2 separate regions of the Homo sapiens genome follow, and region 1 is linked to region 2. The links are chromatin loops, found by intact Hi-C in ENCODE. Cell type or tissue: breast epithelium. All regions are shown on one strand. Links, peaks and the distances in the headings refer to the core of each region. The heading gives the core; the rest is flanking DNA.

Region 1 (2,915 bases), core at 93-2,592, 300 kb after region 2:
AGCAGACCTGTGAGATAGGTACCACACCTACCCCCTTGTTTGTAGACAAAAAGCTGAGGTTTAGAGAGGTGAAATGGTTTGTTTGCTGCCAGCCAGCAGAGTGCTGGCCTGTAAAAAGGGCTCTATAATTGAGGGCTGTTAGCATCCTCATCCTATTTCTGGGGACAGGGTGATCCAGATTTAAATGGCTACAGAACAGTCCAGTGGACTGGCAGATTGCATTGTGGTGGTAATTACCTGCTTTCAACCCTTTGTGAGCTCTAGAATGGCATTCCCCTATCAGGGCTGAGGGCCGGGGGACACTATCTCATTGCCTGGCCAGTCCCAAGGTTGCTACCTCTTCCTCTTGCATGTTCTTCTTCTTCTCCCTCTCTTTCCTCTGTTTCTCAGTTTTCTCCTTCTTCTACTCCTCCCACTTTTCCTCCTCTTCCATTTCCTTCTCTTGCTCTTTCTTGTCTTTCCCCTCCTTCTTCTATTCCTCCTCCTTCCCTTCCCTCCATTTTTTTCTCTTCCTTCTTAGCTCAACTCCTCGTTCTTCCTTCCCTCTCCTTCCCTCTTTTCTCCTAGGGCTCCTGGTAGAGAATGTAGATGATGATGATGGTAATCGTGATTTTGATGTTATCATTTGGCCAGCCTGGATTTCTAGTTTCTTGTCATCTTCCCCTCTGGTGGGAAAGGGATCATTCAGTGTAAGAATTTGAAGGTCTGCTGTGAAAGGCAATCATTATTAGACAGAGAAAGGCTGGTTTGTCTTACATATTTAGAAACTATGTTTGGGAGAAGGGAGAAACATGAAGGGTAAAAAAAGACTGAGGGAAATGAGGTGGGAGAAGAGAGAGAGAAAGACTAGAAAGAAGGGGCTTGAGGGAGCTCCTCAGATACTTATTCTGATTGATCCGAAAGGCGATTAGTTCAGCTGTGTTTGGTACCATCCTCTCTACTTGGGTGTGTTTGTCAACAGCCACCAGGAAGCCACTGTCAGGCGAAGCACGTGCTGGCAAGCCCTTCCAGCCACTGAAGGATGTGGTGGTGCAGTTACATTATTGTTGTTATTCCTATCAGCTGACCAGTTCCCCAGCTCCCTCCTTGAGCCTTGTGCTTGTTAAATTTTTTACAGACACAATCTCTACACCCCATAAGTTGGGCAGCATAAGAAACTAAAGCCTACTTGTTCTCTATTCGTCTGCTGTATAATTGGGCCTGGAAAATACTTAACTAGGTCTTTGGGAGCAATACATAATTTGCTGTCCTCTGTATATAAGCTGAACTGCTGATTGAGGATCAAAGGAGCATGATCATTGATTTAATTAACTTATAGACTACTTGGTGGGGGGCAATAGACATACACATGAAGTCGGGGGCTAATTAACCCTACAAGAATATAAGAGACACTAAAAGTCACTATGACTAAATGCCCAATTGATGGCAGAAATGTAAGAGATATAGGATCCATTAAAAGTTCTTTATTAGAATTGCAGATATCACCAAAAGATGGGCAAGATACATTTAATACATTTGCAAATAAATGTGTGTCACCTATAACCCATTCTTAGACTAACAACAACAAATTCTAAATATCTGCAGGTCAAATGTAACTCAATACTGTTTTATAAAATACAGTATTTCTTCAAATAGGATCATCTTTTTCTAGAAGCAATCACAAGGCCTAAGGAGATTTGCAGCAATGGAAAGGATTTTTTTTCTCCCCTGTAATGAATAGATTAAAAGCTTAATCCCAAGGTCTGTCTCTGAGTCCAAGTATAATTGTGGTATGAGTCATTCTGAATGGGTTTTTTCATATACACTCAGCACTGTAAGGCATTTAGGGGAAAGCATCAAAGTTTTGAAAGATAATAAAAGAGACAACTTTCAGCAAACCTTGTGACCCTGAAAGGGATGCCCAAGATGAATCCCTTTCAGTATCAGGCTCCTAAGAAAACACTGATTTTACTTCAGGACACTTGAGGCCTGGATTGTCTTGTGAGGAGTTTCAGAAGGGCATCCACTCCTATATTCCTAGTTACTGACCTGTCAGATGCTGGCTTTGCAAAGATCGTCGTTAGTCCTTTGGCTCATCAATGCCAGGCCTATCCTGCAGGTCAGCGTGAAGCAATGTGAAAAAATGGTCCATCCAATTCCTGAGTCTATTCCCAAGAAGCAAGGCTTACAGATAGTGGGAAATTGATTTATTATCAGTGCTTAAAAGAGAATAATTTAAAATTTTCTTGGGGTTCAGAAGAGTAAACACTTGAAATAAGACCTGTTTGGACATTGCATGGGTGAAGTGATGCTCTAAAGAAGTTGAGGCTCAATTTGAGGAAAACCAGGACAGATGACCTTCAGAGCAAGAAACAAAGCATGCCTTTCATCTTTACCTTTGTGCATGGAGGGGAAAGATTGACTACATGGGATGATGGCTAGTTGACAGGCCTGTTGCTTTTTACTCAACAGACATTTAACTCGTATTTATCAAGCAAGTATGTGTAGCAAGGATTGAGGGAGGCAGCCCAGCTTTAGTGGTTAAGAGCATGAGCTCTGGAGCCAGACTGCCTGGGTTCAAATCCCAGTCTAGCACTTGCTAGCTGTGTGGTGTTGAGTGGTTTTTCTTAATCTCCCTGGGTCCCAATTTCCTCATCTGCAAAACAATGATCATAGTACCTATTGAGAGGGTTTGTTATAAAGCTTAGATGGATTAATATTTATTAAGGGTTTAACACACTGCCTGATGACACATATTAAGTGCTCAACAAATATTAGTTGCTAAGGTTGATAGGTGCTGTGTCAGATGCAAAGATAAATCCAGAAGAGGGAGATAGCCAGGTACAGACTTTACACACAAATGGTGTCCACATAAGAATGTTGGGTTTAAATTGCTTTTTTCCCTATCTTGTATCTACGTTCCATTCAGAAAGTAA
Region 2 (2,915 bases), core at 178-2,677:
CTCGAACTCCTGACCTCAGGTGATCCGCCCGCCTCAGACTCCCAAAGGGCTGGGATTACAGGTGTGAGCCACTGCACGCCACTTGGTTTATAATTTCTACAGCACATCTTCTAATCCATTCTATCCATGAGCCTGTTAGGGAGACTCAGAAAACAATGGACTCAGTAGATGCTGGCAAGACTGAAATACTTTGTGGGGACATTTATTAACCACAGAATCTTGAGTCTTAACAAGGTTTTTTTGTTTTGTTTTTTGTTTTCTTGAGACAGATTCTCACTCTGTTGACCAGGCTGGAATGCAGTGGTGCAATCTCAGCTCACCACAGCCTTGACTTCCCAAGCTCAGGTGATCCTCACACCTCAGCCTCTCAAGTAGCTGGGACTGCAGGTACACACCACCACACCTGGCTAATTTTTTGTATGCTTGGTAGAGACAGGGTTTTACCATGTTGCCTAGGCTGGTCTCAAACTGCTGGCCTCAAGGGATCCGCTTACCTTGGCCTCCTCAAATGCTGGGATTACAGGTATGAGCCACCATGCCCAGCCAAGTTTTAACAAGTTTTTTTTTTTTTTTTTGAGATGGAGTCTAGCTCTGTCACCCATGCTGGAGTGCAGTGGTGCGATCTCGGCTCACTGCAACCTCCACTTCCCGGGTTCAAGCAATTATCTGCCTCAGCCTCCCGAGTACCTGGGATTACCGCCCGCCACCATGCCTGGCTAATTTTTTTTTTTTTTGTATTTTTAGTAGAGACAGGGTTTTACCATCTTGGCCAGGCTGGTCTTGAATTTCTGATCTCGTGATCCACCCGCCTCAGCCTCCCAAAGTGCTGGGATTACAGGCATAAGCCACTGCACCCAGCAGAGTTTTAACAAGTTTTTAAATGAGGTTTTAATTTTCATTTTATTTTAAAATTGGAGATACATTCTCAAGGTTCAAATTCAAAAGTTACAAAAGGGTATACTGTGAGAAGTTTTCCAGCCCCACAGACTTCTTTGAAGTCACACACTATTCATAGTTTCTATTTAACAAGATTTTTTCAAACTTAAAAAATAAAATAAAAAGCTTCCCAAATTCTTAGAAGCTATTTAGAGATACTGACTTTGCTCCAACTTAACTCTACAGTGGAGAGGAAGTGATGAGTTCCTCTAAAGGAGTGGTGCTGTTCGTCCAGCCTGGTGTCATTGAGGAAGGTGTCCGTGGGGGAGGTGGGGGTGGAGTAGGGAGAAAATGTTACTGGAAAACGGTCCCAATCCAGACCCCAAGAGAGGGTTCTTGGACCATGTGCAAGAAAGAATACGAGGTGAATCCATGAAATAAAGTGAAAGCATGTTTACTAAGAAAGTAAAAGAATAAAGAATGGCTACTCCATAGGCAGAGCAGCAGCGTGGGCTGTTCGATGGAGTATGCTTATAGTTATCTCTTCATCATATACTAAACAAGGGGTGGATTATTCATGACTTTTCCAGGAAGGGGCAGGCAATTCCCGGAACTGAGAGTTCCTCCCCTTTTTAGATCATATAGGGTAACTTCCTCATGTTGCCATGGCGTTAGTGAACTTAGTGCCAGTGGGAATGTCTTTTAGCAGCTAATGCATTATAATTAGAGTATAATGAGCAGTGAGGATGACCAGCGGTCACTTTCATCGTCATCTTGGTTTTGGCCGGCTTCTTTACCACATCCTGTTTTATCACAAGATCTTTGTGACCTGTTTCTTGTGCTGACTTCCTATCTCATCCTGTGACTAAGAATGCCTAACCTTTTGGGAATGCAGCCCAGTAGGTCTCAGCCTTATTTTACCCAGTCCCTATTCAAGATGGAGTCACTCTGGTTCAAACACCTCTGACAAAAAGACAGCACAGTTGTTATGGTTGCCTCCAGCCACCATACTGGGAACGCTGCATCCCTTCACTATACTCAGATACATGTCCAGCCCCAGCCCAAGTGATCTCTGGTCTGGCTGCCCTGGCCAGGAAGGCCCAAATGCCTAGGACTGCTCTGCTCTTTCCTGTTCCCTAGCTGCTGAGCCCACATGGCTCACACTGTGATACTGCTTCTCCCAGGAGCATCTAGGGCTGTGCAAATGCTGTAGGATTATATGCCAGCTTGCTGGAGTGGACTGCTAAGTGAGTTTAGAGATGATGAGGAGGACAGCATATTTGAATTTGACACAACTATCTAGAGAACAGTCACCTCACAGGAAAAGACAGTCAGCTTGCTGAAGATGAAGAGACCAAGCCCCCGAAAGCAGACTGTTGGTGATGTTTTTTCCTCTTCAGTGCAGACTTAACTAATACTAGCTACTAAATTCATTGACATGTATAAAATCACCTCTCCTCATCCTTGAAATGATCTTGTCAGGTAGGTGCTAGCATTCACATTCTATAGTTGAGGAAATTTTGGTCCAGAAAAGTTAGATTGCTTGTCTGATCACACAGCTAGTATTACAGCTGCATCTCAGCAATTCTGAGATCTTCTTTAGTCTGGGGACATCTGTTTCCTAAAAATGAGGGCAGGCTGGCCTTCATATACTGGTGGGGCAAGAGGAACTGTCCTTCTACCCATTGAAAGTTAGAGAATTTGAGTCTGTAAAACAAACTGGCAATAGACAGATTAACAGCAGAAAGGTAAACAAATTTATTAACATACAAGTGCACAGGAACCATGCAAGGTATAAAACCCAAAGAAGGGCCAGAGGGTTGAAGCTTAAATACCTCTTCACAGGGGAAAGGGAAGTGGAAGGTGTAGGCAATTTTAGACAAAGAGCAAACAATTTTTAGGGGAGATTAATAGGCCTGAAAACCATACAATAACCTGGAACGAAGTTCCTCTGGGCTCTGGGGGAGGTGGTGACAAGTTATGAGAAAGTAAAGGGTGGAACTGCCCTGTGAACAAAGGTTGTCTTATTATGCAGATAT

What was found. Peaks named below come from ENCODE experiments on the same cell type or tissue, not always from the same donor. Only the 100,000 strongest peaks of a DNase experiment are listed, where the experiment ranks them.
Region 1: a loop joins it to region 2, with 5 times the contacts of the local background. A loop is called at or near these places in 1 of 110 quality-filtered maps.

Annotation. Positions count from the first base shown.
Region 1 is chr3:45,363,458-45,366,372 of GRCh38, forward strand. No RefSeq gene overlaps it. Among named protein-coding and RNA genes, the nearest start is that of LARS2, 24 kb to the right of the region's middle. In breast epithelium, for the core only: no CTCF peak of the experiment used is centred there; no DNase peak of the experiment used is centred there.
Region 2 is chr3:45,063,425-45,066,339 of GRCh38, forward strand. No RefSeq gene overlaps it. Among named protein-coding and RNA genes, the nearest start is that of CLEC3B, 39 kb to the left of the region's middle. In breast epithelium, for the core only: no CTCF peak of the experiment used is centred there; no DNase peak of the experiment used is centred there; H3K4me3 peaks cover 479 bases; H3K27ac peaks cover 1,174 bases.